2 separate regions of the Homo sapiens genome follow, and region 2 is linked to region 1. A link is an interaction called in ENCODE POLR2A ChIA-PET data of the cell type or tissue named here. Cell type or tissue: PC-9. All regions are shown on one strand.

The links. ChIA-PET counts read pairs that join two places held together with the same protein. Peaks named below come from ENCODE experiments on the same cell type or tissue, not always from the same donor. Only the 100,000 strongest peaks of a DNase experiment are listed, where the experiment ranks them.
Region 2: POLR2A ChIA-PET joins it to region 1 with 10 read pairs; 2 of 35 experiments call an interaction of 5 or more read pairs at or near these places.

Annotation. Positions count from the first base shown.
Region 1 is chr1:214,634,299-214,642,298 of GRCh38, forward strand. It overlaps CENPF (centromere protein F), which reads left to right. Exons shown (of 20, transcript NM_016343.4): 11 at 3,568-3,703; 12 at 5,623-8,000. Among named protein-coding and RNA genes, the nearest start is that of CENPF, 35 kb to the left of the region's middle. In PC-9, CTCF peaks have their summits at 3,643 (motif pointing left) and 3,842; a DNase peak (open chromatin) is centred at 3,083; H3K27ac peaks cover 507 bases.
Region 2 is chr1:215,596,690-215,604,689 of GRCh38, forward strand. It overlaps KCTD3 (potassium channel tetramerization domain containing 3), which reads left to right. Exons shown (of 18, transcript NM_016121.5): 11 at 5,178-5,265; 12 at 5,396-5,512; 13 at 7,443-7,613. Among named protein-coding and RNA genes, the nearest start is that of KCTD3, 33 kb to the left of the region's middle. In PC-9, no CTCF peak of the experiment used is centred here; no DNase peak of the experiment used is centred here; H3K27ac peaks cover 1,834 bases.

The DNA of each region.
Region 1 (8,000 bases):
AAGATTTCAAAGAGTTTGGCTGGCTCTTGTGTTTTGCATTGGGATTGGGACCAGATAACTGATGAACCCAGTTAGAGTGGTGGTGTAACTTAGTGGGAAAATGGTAGTGGCTTTAGAGTGAGTGAGATCTGAGATTGTGTTGCTTTTCTGCCACCTACCACAATGTGACCTTTAGACAGTGGCTTACCCTTTCTCAGTCTGACTTTCCTCATCTGCATATAGGGACAAATCATTCTCCTGCCTTTTCAAGGCTGTATTCTTGGTTAAGTTAAATATTGTATGTAAAGTGCTTAGCCCAGTGCCCAGCACATAAGTGCTCAGTCAGTTATTGCAGTCCAACACCTGCCCATTGCCTTGGTCTTCATCACTGCCATGACCTTTTGATGTTAGCATTGTTTGCTGTCACCTACAGGCACAGAAAGTGTGATCAGGGGACAGTGCACTTGAGATTTCTCATATTTATAATTTTGCCTGTTCTATTACTGTGTCACTCTGGGTATCTTTCTGTGTCTAATTATATGTAAGCACTAACAAATTTAGGACGCTTATAGGTTTTGGATGCCGAAATAATGTGACAGTTGTACTGAAATTTTCCTTGTCTGTGTTTAGTAAACATGCTGCTCACAATGAGAAATTATCAGTACTGGAAATGTGATTTAATGGCCCAATCAAGGGTAAAGTTAACATTTAGTATCAAAGTGAATGGAGGGTTTAGATAAGCTGCTCGTCCACTATCCAGTGCCAGCCCCATAGCATTGGGGTTAGGCAATAAAATACCATCGTTTGACAGTCAAGATGAGGGAACACTTGCCTGGGGACCTTTCCAAGCATAGGGATCTGTATTACACTAGGTCCTCTAAGGAGCTGGCTCTGGCAAGCAAGAGAGATGAGGAGGAAAGGGAAAAACACATTCTTTGCATCCATCCCTTATCCAAGTATATAGGCTTCGCCCAGCAGGGGACGTATTAAGCTATATTCATGGATGGGATCATGAAATGCCACACAGTAGCTGAAATTTGTTTTGTCTGGCCCTAGGAAATGATGCCTCCCTTGCTGCTCCTAAAGCGAAGTTGATCTGGGTGGAATTGCTTGCTAAGCTCTAATGCTGGCTTGTGGTTATAGGGATTTTTGTTGTGCTTTTCCAGCATAGTACCCAATTTTGCAAATCATGTGAGGATGCAGGAGATGCCTAGGAAAATGTATCTTTGTATGCTTAACTCATTGTTGATAATGAGATACCCAATCAAGTCTTAAGTGGCTGTAGCCTCGTGGAAAACTAATTGCTGATGGATGGCAGCTTGCACATCCATTTTCAGATGTTCATTTTCTAAATTCTGGCCTTTTAAAATTCTTGGGTTGGTCATAGCCATAGCATTATAAGCCTGCTGGGTCCCAGGATTGGCTGAACATTTCTTCGTTAGACACAAATATTTACGGAGCTAATGCCAGAATAGAGAAAGTCATGTTAATCTTTCCATTGAGCTTACTATTCATTTAAATGTCTCCAGTTATGGACAGACATGGATCGAGACCAACAAACACATAAACATAAAATTCCCCATCTTTCCCTGGTGCCCTCTCTCTCTTCTTTTTTCCTTCCTTCCTATTGGGACGCACCTAGTTTTGCACAGTGTCTTTCCAGCTTTCTTGTCAAGCCTCCAGATGCAGGTGTCATTTGATTTGATTAAAAAATTTTTTTTTTAGAGTAAGAAAATATTTTTTCATTTGCAAAATAAAAATGCTAAGTCGACCCAGGTAATTACATTCTAGTTCCTCTTCTATGTTGACCTCATTCAGCTGATCTTAGCATTGATTACAGAGATCTGGCTACTGTTAAATTTTGGGAGGAAATACTACTAATAATGCTACATTGCCCCTGTCAAAGTGCTTTAAGATGTTTGTCCTTTCACATCTGTGATCTCATTTGAGGGGTGATTATTCTGAGTCTGAAGAACAAACCAGTCATTATACGTTCCATAATTTAATGATGCTAATTTAAATCAATAACATTGTTGCACCTTAATGATCGTGCTTTGCAAAGTTTAACACTGACTAGTGTGAATGTTAGCCTATCAATCTTGAGATCGGTTGGAGCTGCCCTTTAGTTCTGATTGATATCTTAATTCGATAGAGTGTCAGTTTAGCAGCAGGGAAGCAGGATCAGGACACGGTAGATGGGAGTATAATAACTACAACAGGTTCTGTCTTATTTTAATGATGAAATGAACGCATATACATGAACGGAGCAGCTGCCAGCAAGTTTTCAAGTACTTTCTACTAGCCAGATTCTCCCTCTTCTTGAATTTGGCTTTGCTACATCGGTACCCATCTGCTGGTAGTAACCAGACTGATAATTGAAGGCAGCCTTCCAACACAGTATTGCCACGGCCATCTGTTTTCTAACAGTGCAGTAGGGTTTTGGAGGATGGGTCTTAATTGTTTCTTTAAGATTCAGAATTTTTCCTCTACTTCACAAAGGGGTAATTTTGGTAGGTTTGAAATGCAGTTTAGAAAAAAGTTAGCTTTATATGATTTTTCCCCGCTTGAGGATGTGAGGTGCTTGGTTCTCTTAGCTTGTAATGATTTATGCCAATTCCCTGTGGTCCAAAGGGTGGCATACAGTATAGGTTGAGATACTTGTTTGTTATGTGAGTCTTATGTGGTTAATAAGCAAAAAAGTTTTTCTTTGGCATGTAAATATTGCTTGCTTTTAAGATTCAGAACATATAGGCCTCCCTAGTAGTAGAATGGAACTACACATGTACCTGTGTTACTTTATTGCATGCTGTTGCGTGGATGTCTCTTCAATCAGATGCCCAAAGAACCTGTTTTCACTGTGAAAGCTCAGAAGCTAGAATTAATTCTTCCTCTGTGTTCCAGCCCTCTGATTTCCCATAGCACACTCAATGTCTCTTTAGTATTTAGCATATCCTATTGTGTATTAAATGATTAGTATCACATCTTCCCCCACTGGAGGATGTCTGCCCCAAGGGCAGAGACTCTGTCTTATTTATATTTGCATTTTTTGTAATGCACATTCCAGCATCTTGAATATTGTTGGTTTTCTTGATAAGCATTTATTGAAGGTAATTTTTCCCACAGAATCATTCCTGTAACAGCAAACCTTAAGATGGTTTTGCAATGAAAAGTAAACATATGTGCTGAGATTTTTTTTTTTTTTTGGTTTATTAACAAATCAAATGTTTGCAAAGGTATATTTGGCCATTCAGGTGTGATAGGAACTTGGAGGTTTTGTCTTGAGGATCTTGTAGATAGGATTTTCCTTTTGAGCTTACTCTTTAATAGGCGTATGAACAATGAGAAAGTTCAATGAAACTTCTTGAAAGAAAAAATTATCTTCAGATTTGGGTTTGATGCTGTTGTCTTCTGTTCATAACATTATTTAAGTAAGAATGTCTGACTTCATTAGGTACTCAAACGGGGAAATTGTGATTCTTTCCCTAGTGAGATACACAAACAGTTCTGCTAGGGACCTTTATTAAGGCAGAAGTCATAACTTACTTGAGCATTCGTTTTGGCTATAACCAATTAAAATGTGTGTTTTAGGAAATGAAGAAGGAAAACAACCTCCTTAAGAGTCACTCTGAGCAAAAGGCCAGAGAAGTCTGCCACCTGGAGGCAGAACTCAAGAACATCAAACAGTGTTTAAATCAGAGCCAGAATTTTGCAGAAGAAATGAAAGGTAAGTAAACTTAGTATTTTAGAGTTACCTTTCTAAGCTGCTATTCCCGTGAGAGGGGATGGATGGCATTAACATATTAGAGAAACTCTTTGGATTTTTTTTCATATATTCCCTCAAAAAGATGTGCGCAGTTGATGTGGAAGAGTTTTCCCTCTTCTAGTTTTTAGTTTCCAGAGTGAGAGTGGGACTTTTTTTAATTGGAACATATTGAGTCCCAAACGCCTGATGCTCAGCACTTTGAAATCAGAAGGGTAAATATTTTCCACACAAAGCTAAATTGTCAGTGCTGTCTCTCACCCCCGAGTGCTATTCTCTGTGTCTCTAGTGTGCTTGTTAGTTACATCCAGACAGCTCATCTCCTGACTCATTACCATTTCCCTTATAATGGAAAAACCCTATATTAAATGCATGTTTTCCAAGCTCCTAATGACCATTGTTTTTTGATGACTTACTTGACTGAATGATTTTATTTTCTTATTTTAAAGCCAAAGAATTCTGCTCTACACATCAAATGAATCCACTCTTGGTTTCATATTTGTATGTTTGTGCCGGATGTCTTCTACATACCCTTTATTTTCTCACCTGGGGTGTTTGCATATCTAGAATTTCTTTGAACTCTGTCCTGTGGAATGTGTGTCACACTTCTCTGTGACTATTTTTTTAAAACCCCAATCTTGGTGTGGTGGCGGGTGCCTGTAGTCCCAGCTACTCTGGAGGCTGAGGCAGGAGAATGGCATGAACCCAGGAGGCGGAGATTGCGCCACTGCACTCCAGCCAGGGCGACAGAGCGAGACTCCATCTCAAAAAAATAAAACAAAACAAAAACCCAATCTTCCCAAGACAGCTTTTAGTTTTTCCACAGCAGCAGATAGAAATGTCAGTTTTCAGCTTTCTTGAAGGGAAACTGTAAGAAAAGGAACAGTTGGGGCATTTTTCAGTGTTGATCACCCAGGTGATTGTTTGAGTTGCTCACAGCAAAGTGGGATGAAGCCCTTGTGGTGCTGTCTACATAAGCCCTTAACTATAAGTAGGTAGATTGAGATTGACAGCTTAGAAGTTCGTACTGCTTTCCACTTGATATGATGTCTGAGATTGTAATACATGTTACCTTTATCATCTACTGTGGAGGTTCTCAACTTTCAATCTCCCCCAACATACTTGAGCAACATGAAGCCTTCTTATCACTGTTTAATGAAAACATCGTGGTTATTCCCAACCAGGAGGGGCCAGTATGTATAGATGAGTCATTAGGCAGAAGACAGGGGGTAACGGAGTTTGAAGAAGCTTCCAAATGACTGTGACATTCATAGACACTGCCACCCTTACTATGAGGGGCTGGGATGGGGGTGATAATGTTCCTCAGGAATATTCACATATAGGCCTTGAGAATTACTGATATATGGCATCATTTACTCTTTTCTACTTAAGTCTAATCCTGTGGATGTTTTAGCTAAAATGGTGGAGTACTTATTTACTTTTCTGAGACATCAGAATTACTCTACAATAAAGTGGGATGTTCCCATTTCAGTGCTGTTCTTGTCCCAGTTTTCTCTCTTGGAATAAATATTTGAAAAGATGGTAAAAATATACACATATGTAAACACATACAAAGAAAAGAAACAGTGCTTAGGAAAATCATCCCTTGGTATTTTATTCAATAACATGTTCTTAAGCTGCTAGAAAGAAGATGAACAAATGTGTTACTCTCCTTAAGATAACCATTTTTCTCATTTTTATATAAGATAATTACCAAGTGATCCACTTTCTAGGAGGTACCCAGGCAATAATGCCAGTTTTTCCAGGGCTTGAGTAGTTGTTAGTTTGTTTGGATTTTGCCAGGGGGCGGGGGGAGGGGTTAGCGTTTCTGTAGAATAAACATTTATTACAAACATTGACGACTTTTATTTATTTTTAAATAGCGAAGAATACCTCTCAGGAAACCATGTTAAGAGATCTTCAAGAAAAAATAAATCAGCAAGAAAACTCCTTGACTTTAGAAAAACTGAAGCTTGCTGTGGCTGATCTGGAAAAGCAGCGAGATTGTTCTCAAGACCTTTTGAAGAAAAGAGAACATCACATTGAACAACTTAATGATAAGTTAAGCAAGACAGAGAAAGAGTCCAAAGCCTTGCTGAGTGCTTTAGAGTTAAAAAAGAAAGAATATGAAGAATTGAAAGAAGAGAAAACTCTGTTTTCTTGTTGGAAAAGTGAAAACGAAAAACTTTTAACTCAGATGGAATCAGAAAAGGAAAACTTGCAGAGTAAAATTAATCACTTGGAAACTTGTCTGAAGACACAGCAAATAAAAAGTCATGAATACAACGAGAGAGTAAGAACGCTGGAGATGGACAGAGAAAACCTAAGTGTCGAGATCAGAAACCTTCACAACGTGTTAGACAGTAAGTCAGTGGAGGTAGAGACCCAGAAACTAGCTTATATGGAGCTACAGCAGAAAGCTGAGTTCTCAGATCAGAAACATCAGAAGGAAATAGAAAATATGTGTTTGAAGACTTCTCAGCTTACTGGGCAAGTTGAAGATCTAGAACACAAGCTTCAGTTACTGTCAAATGAAATAATGGACAAAGACCGGTGTTACCAAGACTTGCATGCCGAATATGAGAGCCTCAGGGATCTGCTAAAATCCAAAGATGCTTCTCTGGTGACAAATGAAGATCATCAGAGAAGTCTTTTGGCTTTTGATCAGCAGCCTGCCATGCATCATTCCTTTGCAAATATAATTGGAGAACAAGGAAGCATGCCTTCAGAGAGGAGTGAATGTCGTTTAGAAGCAGACCAAAGTCCGAAAAATTCTGCCATCCTACAAAATAGAGTTGATTCACTTGAATTTTCATTAGAGTCTCAAAAACAGATGAACTCAGACCTGCAAAAGCAGTGTGAAGAGTTGGTGCAAATCAAAGGAGAAATAGAAGAAAATCTCATGAAAGCAGAACAGATGCATCAAAGTTTTGTGGCTGAAACAAGTCAGCGCATTAGTAAGTTACAGGAAGACACTTCTGCTCACCAGAATGTTGTTGCTGAAACCTTAAGTGCCCTTGAGAACAAGGAAAAAGAGCTGCAACTTTTAAATGATAAGGTAGAAACTGAGCAGGCAGAGATTCAAGAATTAAAAAAGAGCAACCATCTACTTGAAGACTCTCTAAAGGAGCTACAACTTTTATCCGAAACCCTAAGCTTGGAGAAGAAAGAAATGAGTTCCATCATTTCTCTAAATAAAAGGGAAATTGAAGAGCTGACCCAAGAGAATGGGACTCTTAAGGAAATTAATGCATCCTTAAATCAAGAGAAGATGAACTTAATCCAGAAAAGTGAGAGTTTTGCAAACTATATAGATGAAAGGGAGAAAAGCATTTCAGAGTTATCTGATCAGTACAAGCAAGAAAAACTTATTTTACTACAAAGATGTGAAGAAACCGGAAATGCATATGAGGATCTTAGTCAAAAATACAAAGCAGCACAGGAAAAGAATTCTAAATTAGAATGCTTGCTAAATGAATGCACTAGTCTTTGTGAAAATAGGAAAAATGAGTTGGAACAGCTAAAGGAAGCATTTGCAAAGGAACACCAAGAATTCTTAACAAAATTAGCATTTGCTGAAGAAAGAAATCAGAATCTGATGCTAGAGTTGGAGACAGTGCAGCAAGCTCTGAGATCTGAGATGACAGATAACCAAAACAATTCTAAGAGCGAGGCTGGTGGTTTAAAGCAAGAAATCATGACTTTAAAGGAAGAACAAAACAAAATGCAAAAGGAAGTTAATGACTTATTACAAGAGAATGAACAGCTGATGAAGGTAATGAAGACTAAACATGAATGTCAAAATCTAGAATCAGAACCAATTAGGAACTCTGTGAAAGAAAGAGAGAGTGAGAGAAATCAATGTAATTTTAAACCTCAGATGGATCTTGAAGTTAAAGAAATTTCTCTAGATAGTTATAATGCGCAGTTGGTGCAATTAGAAGCTATGCTAAGAAATAAGGAATTAAAACTTCAGGAAAGTGAGAAGGAGAAGGAGTGCCTGCAGCATGAATTACAGACAATTAGAGGAGATCTTGAAACCAGCAATTTGCAAGACATGCAGTCACAAGAAATTAGTGGCCTTAAAGACTGTGAAATAGATGCGGAAGAAAAGTATATTTCAGGGCCTCATGAGTTGTCAACAAGTCAAAACGACAATGCACACCTTCAGTGCTCTCTGCAAACAACAATGAACAAGCTGAATGAGCTAGAGAAAATATGTGAAATACTGCAGGCTGAAAAGTATGAACTCGTAACTGAG
Region 2 (8,000 bases), 960 kb after region 1:
CAAGAAGTTTGGTGGTGAAGGAAAGCAGAGAATCCAAGTGATAGCTTAAGGATCAAGGCTGGTTTGAAAAAAAAGATAATTGGTGCTTTATTTTTCCTCTAGGTTAGGACAGGCTTGAGCACACTTGTAGCTAGAGAGGAGAGTTGCCAGAAGGACCTGAAGACTGAAAGAATGGAGATTATTTCCGGTCCCATAAAAGTCAAGAGTGTATATGGGATCTACAGCACAGCTAGAAAGGTTTGACCCAACAGGGAGTAGAGACATTTCTTTCTCTGTGACAGAAGGGTAAGGAAGGAGTAAAGAGAAAGACGTTGAAGAATATTATCAAATACTGCAGAGATTAATCGTACATTTGCAGTAGACCTGGGATCCCATGTAGTTCTTTAGTTACATAATCAAGGTAGATTTTAAGTATTTGAGTCAAATGAACCAGGTTTGTATGTAATCTTAAAAGTTTTTTGCAAAATCATCAGGACAGTTTCAATAAAATATTAATGAAAATGTTATAAAAGCGTTGACTCTGATTTGGGTAAGAAAAGTAAAAAAAAAAAAAAAGAAATGTTTCAGTTTCTTGTTTCCTTTTTTTGTTTAATTCCACCCCCTCGCCCACACACACAGAATTACGTTACAAAAGAATATTAATAAGGAATTAATTGGTATTGTCAAATAGGTAGCCTAGGCTGTTACATAGCCTAATAGCAATTTTTAGGCACTGCTTCCCAAGTTGATATTTTAAATTTAGATTTATATTGGAAACATAGGTTATACATGTTTCATTCTCATATCAACGTAGACAGCTTTGGAAGTTGGCTCTAGAAAGGCATTATGTACTTTACTTCCTAAAGAATCAGATAACTCTGTGTGTATTCTGAGAAATAAGAGATCTTCAGCCATAGTACCATCTGAGTGATAGCCTAGCCTCTAAATACACAGTGGAGGCTGAGTTTGGGGAGGAAATATTGGTTCTGGGAACAAGAATTCAAAGTGAATTTCTGTGGTCTGATGGGCTAGGCTGGACAAGAATTTGGGAGACTTGTTTGATTTAGCTTCTCTCTTTCCTGTTGTGAGGCACCTGTAGCACTGATGTTAGAAGCACACTTTTTCTGTGTGTGTGATAGGTTTACAGACCTCTGCATATTAGGAATAGGAATAAGGCAGGCATCCTAGGAATCCTAGGCCCACATTTTGTTGGGGAGAGAGGGGATTGACTTTTCAGTATTGTCTTGACTGCTGTCTTAACTGTGGTCTGTTTGCTTACTTACAGAATTTATAGTAAGAAATATGAGATACTTACTTAGATTTAGACTTTCTAAATTTATATATAGAAATACTAGATACAAATATTGAAACAATGTATATTGTTTATACTAAGTATTAAGTTAATTGACTAGTTTGTTTATACACACTTTCATACCACATACCAAAGTAAAGGCTCTGGGATCTGGGATTTTAGCAAAAGTAGGAGGCATGATTTCATGGGACAGTAGAAATTGAGCCTCCTACAAAAATCTGAAGTTTTAAGTTTCTCAGTCCCTGAGAAGACTGGGAAAAGTTTGCCCAGTAATCTTGGAACAAGAAAGTTTGATGTGTGTTTGGTGTCTTGGAATGGGAAAAGGAGATGCAAGAGGAAACCATTAGAAATTGAAACCAACATATTCAAATTAGGAGTGAATTGAAGCACAAAGACTTGCCTTTGTTCTATGAGAACTCCAATTTGAGAAACTGATCTAGGACTATTGACATTTCTAGATACAGATATGACACCAGTTAGAACACTTTCTCAGAAGAGAGCACACAAGAATCCTGTAGAAAGAGTAATTTCTGCTAAAATAACCTCCCAAAACTTATAAACTTCACATGGAAACAAATAACGAAAAGTCATTAAACAAGAAAAAATTTGCAATCCCCAAATTGGAAATAATGGAACAATTAGAAAGCTGCTGTATTGAAGGAATAGGACAAATCAGAAAATGGAGGGAAATAAAATACTGAAAATTAAAAGGTCATTGAAAAAAAATTTTTAATTTTATTTAATGGTTAAATAGAAGCGCAGCTAAAAGAAAATTAGTAAATTGACAGACACGTCTGAGAAAATCATTTCCAGTTGAGCCAAGAGTGAGATAGAAAATATGAAAAAGAAGGAAAAAGTGAGAAAGCATTTCAGATAGGAACAGACTAGAGGAGCCATATTGAAAAAGATAACAACTGCTAACATTTTGGAGAAATGAAAATGGGCATGAATTTATTGATTAAAGAAATGTACCAAGTCTTGGCAGCCTGAATGTTTAAATGTGCTATAATAAAAGATAAATTATGATAAAAAGTATTCATAGAATAGTGACAGTTTGCCTGTCATTAGACTTTGATCAGATTTCTCATCACCAGTAGTAGACACCAGAAGACGACAACGGGCATTCTCCAAATGGTAGAGAAAGTAACTTTCAGCCTAGGTTTTCATACACAGCAAAACTATCATTCAAACCTGAATGAGAAGGGTTTTTTTTCAGAGAGAATTTTTGAAAGGACTACTAAAGAAAAATGCCTTTTGAGAAGAACGTTATATTTGAAGGGGAAGAAATGGAATGCATTAAGCAGTGATTAGGAAAGATGTTGGTAAATACGATGGTAAATTTAGATAAGTGATTATTTAAAAAGTAATGGACGAAGGTTAAAACATCCTGTAAAAAATAATGATAAGTTTACAGGTATAGAGATTGTAGTTAAAAGATTCTAGGGGCCTTATATGGGAAGATAGACTGGTATTTTAAAACTGTAAATTTAAATTTACATGTAGAAATTAGTGGTAATCACTGTGTGCTACCTTATAAGAGAAAAATCCACTTCCATTTTATATTTGTGACCACATGACTGAACCATGCATACTAATCAGTATGGTTTCTTGGATTCTTGCCATGAAGTTGTTAGGACGAAGAAGAGGAGGCCACACAGTGGCTGCTTCCTTGCTTGTGCTGGGAGAGAAGAACTCAGCAGTTGTAACTCACTGTAACTCTGCTTATCCTCTGCTTTCTCTGTTTTCCCGTATGGAGGGGTAGACATGGAAAGAAAGGCAGATCATGATTAAAGGTTACAGAAGGAGAAGTAGCAAGGCTTTAATCCTAGAGCCCATCCTCCCAGAGAATAAATGGTAAAAATGTTTGCCTTTGTGCCTTGGGAAGCGCTAGGCTCCTGCTGCTCTTTCATTGAAAAAAAAAAAAAAAAAAGAATGTATCCAAAGGGAGAAGAATCTCATGGCCTTATCTGTCCCCATTTTCCTGCCATGAAGAATCTGGGGCAGGAGTTGAAGCCCTTTCCTTTAGTGCTAGAACTAAAATGATTTAGCTAACTTGAGTAAGAAAATTGGTTAGTGGTGTGTAAAGCAGTCTCCCCTCCATCCTTTAGACATCTTTACTGATATCACTGAAAAGTACTCAATGTTTTCCTGGTATAAAATGTTTTGGCATTGGCTTTAATTAAAAGCCTGACCTCAGGATAGGGCATGATGATTGAGTTCTTTGAGATATTTCTTGTGTAACTCATAACTGCATGACATTGAGAGGGTACAGAAATTAGGATTATATACAGGAAGAGCTTAGAGGAATGATTATTTCCAAGTTTTAGTTATTTCTGTTTTTAATTAGAATGAACCTAGATTCTGTGCTTTTTTTACTTGCTCTTCAGATATTCCCTTTCCCCTTGCCCTACCTAACTCATAGTTGACTTCAGTCTTCAAGCTTCACTTCCTCTGTGAACCTTCCTTGATCTTTGCTCTTCACCCACCAGCACTGAGATGGCAGTTCTTCCCCTCTCTCCTGTGATTGTATTGTAGTCTATTTTAGTGCCTGTCACACTATAATTGTCTGTTATTTTTCTTTCTCACAAGTTACCAGCTCCTAGAGAGCAAGGGGATACCTCACATCCCTTATCTCTAGTTCATTGTTTGTTTTCTTGGATAATATGTGGTACATAAAAAGTACTTAAATGTTAAGCAGATAATGTTTAGATTTTAACTTTTCAAATGAAAGCCAGGTATAGTATATGAAAAGTAAAAGTCCCTTAACATTTTTAACTTTTAAATTATTGGAAATCTTTTAGACTTGTATGCAAAACTTGGTGTCTTAGTAATTCAAATGTCATCTGTGAAGAAGCTTAACAGGCTTGTCTGGCCTGGCTGTAAACAGGGAAGATTCATTTTGATGAATAGTAGAATATCACTCTAGTAAAATAGTATTGCAACTATCCTAGCAAACACATTTTTTTTTTTTTTTGGATACCAAGTCTCACTCTGTTGCCCAGGCTGGAGTGCAGTGGCACAATCCCCGCTCACCGCAACCTCTGCCTCCCAGGTTCGAGCAATTCTCCTGCCTCAGCCTCCCGAGCAGCCGGGATTACTGGCATGCGCCACTACGCCCAGCTAATTTTGTATATTTAGTAGAGACAGGGTTTCACCGTGTTAGCTAGGCTGATTTCGAATTCCTGACCTCTGGTGATCTGCCTGCCTCGGCAGGTTTCTTTTAGCACAAATATGGGAAGGTATTAATTTGTAAACTAGATTGATTTTCCTGGAAAAACTAATTTTTTTATTCCTATACTTTAAAAAAATAAATACAAATGAGACTTTGTTTCCCTTGCCATTTCCTAGAAAAGAAGTAACCTTTAGCAAGGAGAATGAAAAATAGAGAATACCACCTTTTCAGAGAAATAATAAATTATCAAGGGAGCAAGTACTTTCTGGAAATCAGTTGCTTTGTTTACTAGTTCTGATTCTGTCACTTGCTTACTGTGTAACTTTGGACAGGTCATTTAATCTCTTGTATGAGAAAGGGAAAAGAGAGGGACCTGGTCAGACTCGGCCTTCCAGTTCTAGTGGGCTGCAATCTAGTGATCACATGCAAAAAAAGAGGAGACAACCAATCGAAATTGAGAAAGGAAAGTACTGCTGTGGGAAATACAATTTAAAAAAAATATTTTGAAGGAAGTATATTGATGGTTCTCCTCTGTAGCATGTTTGTGTATATGTGTGTGCACGCGTGCACCTAAAGAAAGTTTATTTCCTAAGCCCTACTAAAATTGGATATTGGTTGCCTCTTTACCAGAAGAATCAAAGTTTTGAGGAAATTGACCAGAAAATAGAAATTATAATTACTATCTAACATCTGATAATACTCTCACTACATCAGGTTCAAGATGTTGTTCCTATAACTAGTTATGACACTGCTGGATCATTCCTTCTGCTTGGATGTAACAATGGATCAATATATTACATAGGTAAGTGTTCAGTCACTTAAAATGCTCCTGCTTAATGTAATTTTTTAAATGAGAACAAGAAAACATTACCTTTCAGTTTTAAATAGATATGCTATTTATTTTAATGCTGTTTAAAATTTTTATGTTTTAGATATGCAGAAGTTCCCCTTGCGAATGAAAGATAATGATCTTCTTGTAACTGAACTGTATCATGATCCTTCAAATGATGCTATTACTGCTCTGAGTGTTTACCTCACACCCAAAACAAGTTAGTACATGGCCAATTATATACATTCTTGACTTTTTATCTTTTTATTCATTAGTTTATTATGTGACTAGGTCAAATTAAACTGGTTTATTTCTTTTTGAGAACTGCAGTGCCTAAGGATTTCATCTCTACTAAGTCTAAAATTTGTATTCAGTTTTATACTGAAGTCAAACATGACCAGTAAACAAACATAATTTGAGGTGGAAAATTGGAACTCCCCTTACGCTGAATTGCATTTGTTGAGCCATATTATTATAATGTTAGCTGAAATTTCAAAAAAAAAAAAAATTCTGCACATTTGTCTTCCTATTAAAATAACTAATTTTTCACTTAAAAATTAGGAGCTTTTTAAAAAATAAAAAGTTCTTAGACTACTGCTGGAAACTAAGCTTATTTTCTTGGGAATTTAAAAATTTAAGCTGTAGAAAAAAGGCATTTTATAACTTTCAGTGCATTTTAGAGGCCATTGCAATAAAAGTAACAGACTAGTTCTGTAAAGTAGTAAGAATTTTTGTATTCTGGAGTAAAAGATAAGCACAAATGGGAAATTTAAAATTTATCTGTAATGAAAGGAGTTCTAAGAAACAATTTGTATTCAGTAATACTAATAGGTTTGGATGTGCTACTTATATAAGTCATCATTTCATTTAAGTTATTAAAAGAAACCATAATTTTTAGTATGAAAGAAATATTCAAGAGTATACCTATGAATTTGACTGAAACCATAGTAGGACTTAAATTGTATTGCTCTAGAAATAGGGTTTAGTAAACCACGGATTTCTAGCCAAGCTGGCTCTTTTTGATACCACTGTCTTTGGATGTTTTTATGCCACAATGACAGAATTGAGAGGTTGTGACAGAGACAGTGTGGCATGCAGAGTTTAAAATGTTTACTACTTGGCCCCTTACGGAAAGTGTACCAACCCCTGCTCTAGAATGAGCTGTGGATTTTTTTTTTAAATCTAGTTAAAAGGCAGGCATAAAACTGGGAAAGTTTTACAAATCAAAGCACTTCTTTTGTAGTGGCAGGGGGATTTTAAGGCATGAAAAATGGAGTCATCTTTCTGGTTCTAGGAGGTGTTTTTCATGACATGCTTTTTTTCCTTTGATTCAAGTATTTTCAGATGAATCAGTTAGTAAAACTAGAACAGCCAGTAAAGCTAAGATGTTCTCTATCCATGAAGCTTTTAAGAGTATAGGTCACTGAATTTTTTCCTATCTAAATTTGCAATGGGGTCTGGGCACTTTTTGAAAAAAAGAAAACAAAAGACACAGCTGAACCTTAGATGATTAGAAGAAACAACATATTTTAAGTATGATGTAAGCAATGTAATGGGTATGTTTATTCCCTAGCACAGTGTTTTGAAACTTAAATAGTATATTTAATGCTTGATTATTTGAGAATGATTTAGTATTGTAGTTTAAGTAAAGCAGATGGTAATTCTAGGCTAGACATAATAAGGAATATTGCTTTTGGAATACTATGCTGTTTCAGTAGTGTTCTTGGCATGGCAGATTTATGAATTCTTTAAACTATGTTGAGTACCTGCGGTGTCTCAGGCACTCTGTGAGGTGACAGATAAAAAGATGATTATGATTCAGTCTTTGTCAATAAGGAATAGAAGTAGCTAGACATAGAAATAAGTACAGAATTAGTGTGTTATAATTACTGTGATAGAACCTAATAGTGCAAGGCAGGAGGTGAATAGTTACGTCTTGGAGTGAGGGTTAGGAAAAGATTTATCAAGGAAATAATGATTTTAAGATGACCGGAGAAGTCTTAAGATTTTTTTTTTTACTGAACTGGATTTGGGGCTGATATAAACAGTGAATCCAGCTCTGCCTATTTTATCATAGGGAAGCTTTGCGAGGGTAGCTTTTTTATTATCGTTCCATAATGTATCACCTGTCAACTCTTGACTTTATATAGGTGTCAGTGGTAACTGGATCGAGATCGCCTATGGTACGAGCTCTGGAGCAGTACGAGTGATTGTACAACACCCAGAGACAGTTGGGTCAGGTCCTCAGCTTTTTCAGACTTTCACAGTTCACCGAAGTCCCGTAACAAAAATCATGCTATCAGAGAAGCATCTTGTATCAGGTAAAATGATTTCATTATACTGGTAAGGAACTTGGCTCTGTGTGTTATTTTCATTAAAAGAATGAAAACGCAGTGTTTATGTGAGAAAAATATACTAAAAGAAGTACTAGAAAAGTTTAATGACTGAAGAAATTATGATTGTCTTTTAAAGATTTCTTTGAGCTGGTCGTGGTGGCTCATGCCTATAAATCCTAGCAGTTTAGGAGGCCAAGGCAGGTGGATTGGTTTAGCCCAGGAGTTGAAGACTAGCCTGGGCAACATGGTGAAACCCCACCTCTACCAAAAAAGAGGAAAACAAAAAAAAGATGTTTTTTATTTTACCTGGTTTTAATATACTTAAATTTAGGAGATGTGATTTTTTTTTTTTTTTTTGCTCTCTTGGCATAT